Regions from separate parts of the Homo sapiens genome. Here region 2 is linked to region 1. The links are chromatin loops, found by intact Hi-C in ENCODE. Cell type or tissue: IMR-90. All regions are shown on one strand. Links, peaks and the distances in the headings refer to the core of each region. The heading gives the core; the rest is flanking DNA.

What was found. Peaks named below come from ENCODE experiments on the same cell type or tissue, not always from the same donor. Only the 100,000 strongest peaks of a DNase experiment are listed, where the experiment ranks them.
Region 2: it touches region 1 in a loop (5-fold over the local background); 4 of 110 quality-filtered maps call a loop at or near these places.

What each region holds. Positions count from the first base shown.
Region 1 is chr1:171,078,571-171,083,963 of GRCh38, forward strand. It overlaps the pseudogene LOC646804. Among named protein-coding and RNA genes, the nearest start is that of FMO3, 9.6 kb to the right of the region's middle. In IMR-90, for the core only: a CTCF peak has its summit at 2,862 (motif pointing right); a DNase peak (open chromatin) is centred at 2,871; H3K27ac peaks cover 349 bases.
Region 2 is chr1:170,964,219-170,969,611 of GRCh38, forward strand. It overlaps MROH9 (maestro heat like repeat family member 9), which reads left to right. Exons shown (of 22, transcript NM_001163629.2): 7 at 933-1,037. Among named protein-coding and RNA genes, the nearest start is that of MROH9, 31 kb to the left of the region's middle. In IMR-90, for the core only: a CTCF peak has its summit at 3,026 (motif pointing right); a DNase peak (open chromatin) is centred at 3,043.

The DNA of each region.
Region 1 (5,393 bases), core at 194-5,193:
CAAAACACCAAAAGCAATGGCAACCAAAGCCAAAATTGACAAATGGGATCTAATTAAACTAAAGAGCTTCTGCACAGCAAAAGAAACTACCATCAGAGTGAACAGGCAACCCATAAAATGGGAGAAAATTTTCGCAACCTACTCATCTGACAAAGGGCTAATATCTAGAATCTACAATGAACTCAAACAAATTTACAAGAAAAAAACAAACAACCCCATCAAAAAGTGGGTGAAGGACATGAGCAGACAGTTCTCAAAAGAAGACATTTATGCAGCCAAAAAACACATGAAAAAATGCTCACCATCACTGGCCATCAGAGAAATGCAAATCAAAACCACAATGAGATATCATCTCATACCAGTTAGAATGGCAGTCATTAAAAAGTCAGGAAACAACAGGTGCTGGAGAGGATGTGGAGAAATAGGAACACTTTTACACTGTTGGTGGGACTGTAAACTAGTTCAACCATTGTGGAAGTCAGTGTGGCGATTCCTCAGGGATCTAGAACTAGAAATACCATTTGACCCAGCCATCCCATTACTGGGTATATACCCAAAGGACTATAAATCATGCTGCTATAAAGACACATGCACACGTATGTTTATTGCAGCACTATTCGCAATAGCAAAGACTTGGAACCAACCCAAATGTCCAACAATGATAGACTGGATTAAGAAAATGTGGCACATATACACCATGGAATACTATGCAGCCATAAAAAATGATGAGTTCATGTCCTTTGTAGGGACATGGATGAAATTGAAAATCATCATTCTCAGTAAACTATCGCAAGAACAAAAAACCAAACACCGCATATTCTCACTCATAGGTGGGAATTGAACAATGAGAACACATGGACACAGGAAGGGGAACATCACACTCTGGGGACTGTTGTGGGGTGGGGGGAGGGGGGAGGGATAGCATTGGGAGATATACCTAATGCTAGATGACGAGTTAGTGGGTGCAGCGCACCAGCATGGCATATGTATACATATGTAACTAACCTGCACATTGTGCACATGTACCCTAAAACTTAAAGTATAATAATAAAAAAAAATCCCTTAGATGTTCACATTTTTTATTGATTCTTTTTCATCCTGAAAGTTCTTTCTATTCATTTCTCTTCAACTTGTACATATTCAGTGTTTATTTTCAAGGCTACAGCCCTGTCAAAGAGTATTAAAAACCCAGAAAAAATATCTCAAATGGCTCTTCCACACCTGTCACAGAGCAATCCCAGGACCCCACATGCAGATTCCTCAGGCTAATACCACCACACTGTCCCTAGTGCCTTTCCATTTTAAATACCTTACGTGTGATATCTTATTTTATTCTTACAACAATAGCCTGAGGCACATTGAAATTGATGAGGAACCTGAAGTCTAGGGATTCCAAGTGACTTGTTCATGATTAGCAAAATAGTTAGTGGGGAGAGTTAAGTCTTTCAACTCTAACTTCTAGTATTCAGTCAACTATATTAATATGTCTCTAATTTGAAATTTATTATAACTATTCTTTTTCATTGGGGTGATATCTTTAACTGGCACATTGTTAAATAATAAAGAGTAGCACAGTTCTAGACTCTAAACTCCCAATGGAATATCTGGATCAGGTCTACCATTTATTCTTATAAGTTAGAAAGTCAACAATTATGGTTGGAGAGAAGTTTTATTTCGATATCCCAGAAATGAGTTAGGACCAGAGATGTGAGAACCAGAGAAGGCCAGAAAATGGAAATACTAACCAAGCATTATGTATACTTATCTGATTTTTTTTTTTAACTTTTCAGCTATCTGTAGTGGTAGTCTGACTAAAACAAAAAGACATTTCAAAAATTAAAATTCTTAGACATAAGTCTACTTATTCTTTACAATCCAGTTTCATAAACGAATTCTTATCAGAGTCATGGTCTCCCTCTATTTCTGAAATAAGGTATTTGATTCAGCTCCCTTATATACTTTTATGGCACTCAATTGCTGGGGGATATTGAGAGGTATCTGCCAGTCTACACACCCTAGGTCTAATCTCTGTAGCTCACTTATAGCTTCAAATATGTATCACTTAAAAATATTTTCATTATATAAATTCTTTTCAAATACACATTCAAAATATATATATATATATTCAAAGCATTATATAAACAAAGTTTGAGTAATGAAGATGGGATGTCACAGAAGCCAAAACCCAACTGTGGGGAGAGACTAAACATCCCTGGCATTAGTGCTACTCTGTATCTCATATATTAACTCTGCTCACCACAAACTCCCATCTCTTCTCTTCATCAATCTTTTAGTATTTCTACCCTAAATCAATTGAAATTTTTATTGAGCACTTTTTTTGTGATTGGCACTAGGAATGCTCCATGCTTGGCATTAGGAATAGTACCATGAATGTAAGATGTATTCGCTTTCTTCAAAGAGTTTAAAAGGCAATTGAAAAAACAAGACATGCATAGAAAATTAAGTAATAACACAAGAGATCATAATAATGCAATGCAAAACAACAAGCAAGGTAGTATATAAAAAGTGGCCATAAGTTAGGGAGAGAGAGAAAAAAAACTGGCATTTCTGAGAACCTATTTTATGACAAGTTCTGTACAAAGTGGCTTTATAGATTATTGCATTTCTAGATGGAAACAAGCTTCGTTAATCAGCATTATATAAATGATGTTGTTTCCCTGAGTTTTATCTATTTGAGATTTCTGGATCCTGAGTGTAATAGAAAGGATTCATTTAATGTAGGAATTTACTACTATAACACAATCCTATTAATATCTTCATTTTATGAAACAGAAAATTGAAGCTCAGAAAGATTAAATAATTTACCTAAGGTCAAACATCCAGTAGGTGGCAGAAGCAACTTTTAAATTCTAAACTCCATGCAAGTCACACAGGTTTTTAAGAGTATCTCAAACACACACTCTGGAATAAAAACCAGATGGCCTTCACTATAGCTAAGTTAATCATAAATATAAGTAGCATTGCTGTAAAAAACATGAAGCAGGATGCTGATATAAATGTCCAGTTACTCCTTGTTGAGGAATTGACCAGTGTAGTCTGAACTCCTAGCCCATGTGATCAAGGGTACCAAATCTAGTATAATTTGGTCTAGTTTGCACACTGGGCTCTCTTCATTTGTAAACTCAGCAATTCTCATGGTGAGGGAAGTTGTTTGCTTTCTTTGAGTGGTGGTAGATGGGGAGAGTGTTTCAGGGGAAGTGACTCCTTTCTAGGCTTCACCCTTCATTTTTGACCCAGTAGGCTCAGGATGAGGCCTGGTAATCTGTTTCATTTTGATTTGTAATCCATTCACGTCAGCTTGCCGTTCGCTATTTAAGAACCATTGCTCTCAAGCATGTTTCAGGGCAATACAGATTTGGTTTAGCTTCAGTTTAAGTGACGAACAAAGTCCACTTTAAGTAATTCATCTTTTATTTTCTAGAGCTGCTGTGCTTACCTCTGCTAAAAGCTGCGAGACATACTGCTTTAACCTACAAAAGCTTCTCCGAAACAGAAGTGTATATTTTTGTGCCAATATTTTTCTTACCAGCTGTGCTTTCTTCCAGGGAGATCGTGCTTTGCCACTAAATGAGCCTGTGTGCAAAAATACTCTCTGCCAAGTAGAACCTTGCTGTTTCATATTCATCAGCTAATTTATTCCTGTGACCACCTTTTGCAGTATGCCTATTTTACAGATTTTTTTAAAAAGCAAATTTAAGAAAGGAAATAACTTTCTCAAGTTTATGCAGCTGATACACACTGGAGGTTGAGTTTCAAATTAGGTCTGCCTGATGCTAAATTATTTTCCTTTGACTTTTCTCTGTCTTCATTTTCTCTCCTGCCTTATCCGTTGCCCACGTGTTAAGTCCCATCGTGTTACCCACAAGCATACCTTAGTCTTATTCCTGGCTCTTAGTATTGAGGAAGTTGTCAACTTTGGCATTAGGTAGGTTTTAAACTGGATGTTCTGTTCATGTATGAATTTTATGAATAATTCATTGGTTTGGTGCCCACTAAAAGGACCAACAAGATTATTTTCTGGTAATTGCAAGTTTCATTGTGAAGGTTACACATAAATTTTTTCTACTCCTTATTCATTCATCCAATAGTTTAATGCCTGTGTTTTATTGTCAAGGTCGATTTATTTGCCAGGAATATGAGGTCTCTGCTTGAAAAGAAAATAGTTTTGTTATCTTTTTTTTTCCAGATCTGGTCATAATCCCTAGCAAAGATATACTGGTTAATGTTACCAATAGGGTAAAGGTCAATGAAAAGCAGTAAAACAGTATTTGTCAATGTTTTATGAATTTAAGTGGACTTAACTGTAGAGAAACTATTAAAAATCATAGTCTTCTCCTCTGTACTAGGCTTCCTATTCTAAAATAGGGCTCATTTTTAAAACTTCTGACCATTCAGTAAATAATTTTGTGATCAACTATGTATGCATAGGGCATCGTGCTGAGGAAAATCCAAGTTAGACTACAAGACATGACTCCTACACTCTGTAAGAACTATCATCCATTTTCAGAAAGAAAAATTTATGTAATGATAATGATAACCAAGGAATTATAACTAGCGGATAAAGTGAAAGTTCAGATGTCAAAGTAAACAGAGACTTCTTTGAGTTGATGTAATTCCTGAGAAAAAAATCATTTTACTATATAATAGAGATTATATAACAACTTTAATTTTCATCACAAGAGAAAATACTAAGTTATGTGCTTGAACAAGTTTTTTGCTGCTGTTCTCTGGCGAAAAGATCAAAGAACATTTGAATCTCTTCCAGCACCTCAGAGGTCAAGCCAACAAAACTAGCTTACAAATATACTAGGTCTCCTATAAACAAATATATGCTGCTTTTCTCCAACATGGCCGAGCCCAGGAGAGGTGGTGTGCAAGTATCCATGACGGCTGTCTGGCACTAGAGTGGAGAGGGTAGCGAAGAACAAAGCACTTGCAGGGTGAGAATCTGAATCCGGCCTGAGCTGAAGAGGAGAGGCTTGTTGTTGCCAGTGTTGGTTTAGGTAATGGTGTGAGTAGAAACCAACTGCTACTGGTTTTAGAGAAATGTGGACTGGTGGATGCTCTCTTAATGCCACCTTACAAGCCCTACTCATTTGAAAGATACAAAACTACAGAAGAATCTAAGAGAGCCTATGTTACTCTCAATGGGAAAGAAATAGTGGATGATTTAGGACAAAAGATGATTCTGTATTTGAATTTTGTGGAAAAAGCACAATGGAAGGAGTTGGGGCCTCAAGCCTTACCACTAGTCCTCATAGTAGTAGAAGAAATAATTTCTACTGAGGATGAGAAAATTCTTTTGGAAAGTGTTGATCAAACAAAAGATACAGACCATCAAAATTTTCAAAAATGCTTAAAACACAGAAGAG
Region 2 (5,393 bases), core at 264-5,263, 110 kb before region 1:
AATGCTAATGTGTGGAGGAGCCCCTCTAGCTTGGAAGCCTGTTACTTAACCACTTTGTTCTTATACCTACCATGCCTAAAAGCTTCCCTGCTTCTCAAAAAGGGCTGAAACCTCACTCCTGAAAAGGACAAGGCAGAGAGGCTGACCCCTCTGAGATTTAGAAACTCTTTCACCTTAGGAAATAGACTTCAAACATTTTTCACAATGGGAGCAAGAAAAGGTGAAGAGGTTTGGCCAACCATTGACATAAATATAGTAGACCCTGACAGATTGCCTTAAAGAAGGCTATTAATGGCGATTGGCATATGAGGCATATGCAGTATTCTTCCCTTTTCAAGGTTGTAAATGTGTCCTTGCCTCTGAGGATTAAGAACAGCTAGAAGGTGCAGCTAAGACAGATTTGAAAAAAAATTTGCAAGAACTTTCTAACCAACCTGCCTCCGGTAATGTACTCTCTAACCATAAGCCAGAATATTTGAGTGGTGAATTGGCAGAGGAATTCTGGAATAAGATGATATTGCAGGATCAGACAAGATTTTAAATCTCTTTAAAGCTGAAAGGCAGATTGTCATTTAAAAATAAAAGGGAGAATACATACTTTGAAAGAAAAAGAGGAGGCAAAGCAGCTGGTAATCATGTCATAGCTTCGTACTGAACTATTCATGGTGCCTAACAAAGTGACTATTATAGTGGATATTAGTAAATACTTTTTGAATATAATAAAATAAAATAAAACCCAGATACAGTTTCCATAGTAGATGAAGTAGTATACTAGATGCTTATTGTCTGTGTTTTTGAGATAAATGTAGGTTAAGTGTGAAATAACCAGGAGAATGTAGGAAGGCCTGATTTGGTGAAGTTGAAGAATAGAGGAAAGGTTCTTGGAAAATGGAAATTTCATGGTTCTAGGATGACTTTTATGTTTCCAACAGGAAATGCTCGTGTGGATGAGTAAAGATAGCTCATATCTGCAAGAGAGAATAATGGTGATCATCAACAAGGTGTTAAGATTTACAGTCACAAAAGTCAGAAAATACGTAAGTCACAGAATATAACAATGCCACCTGATTCTGAAGACTGCATTTCCATAGTGCTGCTTTCCATGTCTTGGGTCCTAACAGTACTTGACAGGTCCTTGGTATTATTGTACTGGTAGGTTGGTTGGGATATCAGAAAAGGAGTCAATATCCCACATGACTTTTTGTCAATCAGAACAGAGTTTCTCAAACAATTGGTTAAGACGCATCATGCTTTATGCAAAGAGCATGAGGGTGTTAAAACCAGATTCTTGCTGACTCTGAAATTTCCTCTGTAGACCACAATTTGTAATCTTTAAAATCCTTCCAACCTTACCTTTCTTCTTATGTATTACTTCCTAAAATAATTTGAAAGCTGTTATTTATTTTAAATTTATACAAGTAATCCTCAAGTTCTTTCATTGTGAAACATGCTAGAGGTAGAGCATAAATCTCCCTTTACTATCCTCTCCACACCAACCCTGTCCTTAGCCATGTCAGCATGATGTGTGTCCTAACAAACCACTTTCAATGTGCACACCCACATATAAAACACACACTGAAATACATAGCTTTATTATTTATTGTTTCTTTACTAAAGTTATATTCACATATGGTTCTACAATTTGCTTTTTTTCACTGAAACAATACATCCTATAGACATTTTCATGTCAACATATGTAGATTCATTTTATTATTTTAAATACAGTATATAGCCCATAGTTTTGACATATTATGATCCATTTAGCTATTTTTCAGTTGATGGACATTAAAGTATCATTTAATTTTTTTCTGCTTCAAACAATACAAAACAGGCATCTTTGTGCAAGTACATGAGTGTGTACCTGGAAAGGCTTAGAAAGATAATGGTCAGATAAAGAAGTATGATAGGTTAAAGTTTAGTAACACAAAATTGTCCACCAATTTGCATTCATGTAAATATTAAGGTGCCCATTTCCCCACACCTTCACAAATACTGGGATACAATCAGACTTTTTAATTTTTGCATTTCGGATGGAGAACAAATAGGTATGTCATAATCACCAGTATTTACTGAGTTTGTCTATACTTTGAATGACATCATGGCCTGCCTTCTCAAAAACCTTATACTACCTATGAACATTTCCCTTTTGTGGATACTGTATATTCAGCCTCTGTTTCCCAACTCATCCTTCACAGCGATTTGTAAACATACTCTGCTAATTACTTATCTGATTGCTGGAGTCACTTCAGGAGGAGATAAAAGTAAAGAGGGTGAGAAACATGCATTCATGATGTTATCTTTATCCATTTTCTACTGCTTGTACAAGCAGTCCCCAGATTTATTGAGATGAAGAATCTAGATCAGCTTTGTAATACCTCTGAATTTTTACTATTTTGTTTAAACTCAGCTTTGGAACATAATACAATTTACTTAGATGGGGGACACAGTCCAGAGTGTTCTTTGTATCATGCTAATTCCCTATTTCAGTGTCCCAAAAAAGAGAGTGAGCGGCTTATTTCAATCTTCTGATTCTCTGACCTGGGAAGGCAGCCTTTCTCTAACTTCTAAAATAGCTCGAGTTATACATTTGGTGTCCAGAAGGTTCACCATTGAAAATTTTGCAAGTGAGGCTTGAAATTAAGTGTATCTCACCACTCAAAACTGTTTTCTGCACAGCTCCTAAAATGTGTTATATATTCAGCAAGTATTTGATGACAATTGTTTGACTAGAGCCTAGTCACATGTTTCTCTCTGCATTTGATATATTCTAGTGAGTTCCACTCAAGTAGCAGATAGGCATTTTGGAGTTTCATCTTCTATCACTTCTTTCCATTACTGTAGTAGAGTTCATTCTCCTTTGCATACATCCCATCCTTCAACTGCAAAGGAATAAATATGTAAATTCACATGTGTAGCAGAAGGTTCTCATAAATTGTTAGTTGAGAGTTCCTAGCTATAACTCAGATTTGTTCGAGAAACCCAACGGAATAACCTATTACTCGGTTCTGCAATGTTCACTAAGTGCCACCAGGTGGAAGTACTTCAGTATTTTCCAGAACATTGAAACTAGAGCTAGAATCAACCAGCTCATCACAATCAGGGAAGCATAAAACTTCAGTAAGTTCGCTTTCTCTTTAAAATATTGTCTTGTAAAGATGATTAAGCCTGTGAAATTAATTGGGGAGGCAAATATACAAAACAAAAAAATCAAAACACACTGTTGACAAATTAAAATCTGAGATTCCCACAGCCCTAGTCTGTGTATCTCTGTATCTGACACATTGTATATCATCAACGAATATTTGTTCTACCCTTCTCTAAGTGCATCCACCTCATTTGTTATCTGGTACTGTTCCTACACTGGATAGACTTTTTTCTCCATAATAACCCTAGCCTAGGTCCTCCAGAGTGTCAGAGATTCTTGTCCTATTGAACAATTCTATCATTTTTATCTTGTCATAAACATTTTTAAAGTGATGATTTGTCTCACATGACTCATGTGCCCATCAGGGTAGAGAAACTCCTGCACTCAAAGCACATGTTCCTTCAATTAAATGGTTCAACTTTCAACAGGCAAAGAAATGTAAGTTAAGCATGTCAACTTATAGCATTAAGATTTTTTTCCTAGCTTTGTTCCTTTGGCACATCAGCATTTAAAAATGGATGGTGGGTTTCCAGCTAAATCTAACAAATTGCCCATGTGTATATATCTCCTTCTCCTCCAGAGTCCCCACAAAATGATGGTAATAAAATATTTTAAAAGTATAAATACACAGCAACAAAAAGAATTAATGAAGTGTTTTCAATGGGCTAGTGATGCCAACAAATTTCTGGAAGACAGATTAGGTAGAAGATAAAACCTGGCAGGGGAATTGAATGGTGGGAACCCATGAGCATTAGGGTAGGAGTTAGCTGAAAGAAAAGTAGTGTGCCCTGTAGAACCCTAGAGAGTGAGTTATGAAAGGCCAAATAATGATAAGGGCTGGGAGTCAAAGGCAGGCTGGAAACACATGCATTAATTCAAAGGATTAATTGAAAACATGTACAGAAGAACCTACATTGTCCCGCATTCCTCTTGACACACATTGGCAGACAGAAGTTGAGAATTTTTCTTTTGCAAAAACCATTGTTAAGCTCCCTGAGAAAAGAGTCTTGCATTCTGTCTAGCTATACTACAGCATGACCCCAGCCTCCCTCCCAGTTGCTCTAAAACAAAGTACAACAGGTGGCAAGCCTTGCTCACACACAAAACCCCATCAAGAGGCATTACATCCTTAAATTTTAAGCAGCAACCACACTTTGTGAAATTTGGGGAAACTCTCCAAATAAAAGAGACCAACAAGGGTAAATAAAGAAAAAATTACTATTAAAGATAGAGAGACAGCTGGGCTTTGTGGCTCATGCCTATAATCCCAGTGCTTTGAGAGCCTGAGGTGGGAGGACCTCTTGAGCCCAGGAGTTCTAGGCTGCAGTGAGCTATGATCACACCACTGCAGTCCAGCCTGGGTGACAGAGTGAGACCCCATCTCCAAAAAAAGTAAAAATAAAAATAATTTTAAAAATAAAATAAAGAGATAATGCAGGGTACAGATGCGAAAGACATAGGTACATACTAAAAGGAAATATAACTAAAGTGAGCATGGCCTATACATTGAATAATTTTATCTAGTCATGGTGAGACCATATTATTGATTTTCAACTTTTAGAATTAATCTATAAACCCAGCACAGGAAAACTTAAATAAGTTACTGAATACAATGTAAATGCTATGAGCTCAAAAGTGCAAAAATTAAAGTGCAGAGAATAGTTTAGTGGTTCTCCAACAAGTTACACATAGAATTGCTATTTGACACAGAAATCTTAGGTATATACCTAAAAGAATTTAACAGTTTCTCAAACAAAAACTTGTACAAAGTGTTCATTGCAGCAAAATTCACAGTAGCTGAAAAGTGCAATCTAAATGTCCATCAACAGATAAATGAACAAATAAAATCTAACACACACATATGGCATATTATCCACTCAAAAAAAGGAATCAAGTTGTATACATGCTACAACATGCATAAACCTTGAAAACATTATACTAAGTGAAAGAAGCCAGGCACAAAAGGCTACATTTTGTATGATTCTACTTATGTTCCTATTCTGTTATGTTTTATCCTGTTACATTCCTATTCTGTTATTCTGTTCTATGAAACAAGAAATAAAAGTATTAATATATTAGTAAAACACAAAAGTAGAAGAATTAAAAATAATATACTATGATGAGTAATGTTCTCTATTGAGAGAATTGTGGCGAAGTGGAAGAATGGAATTGAGATAGACAATGTCTCAAACTGATGTTAGAAGCAAAGGTGCATTGTTTATAGAAACAGGGGAGACTTCCAGAAGAA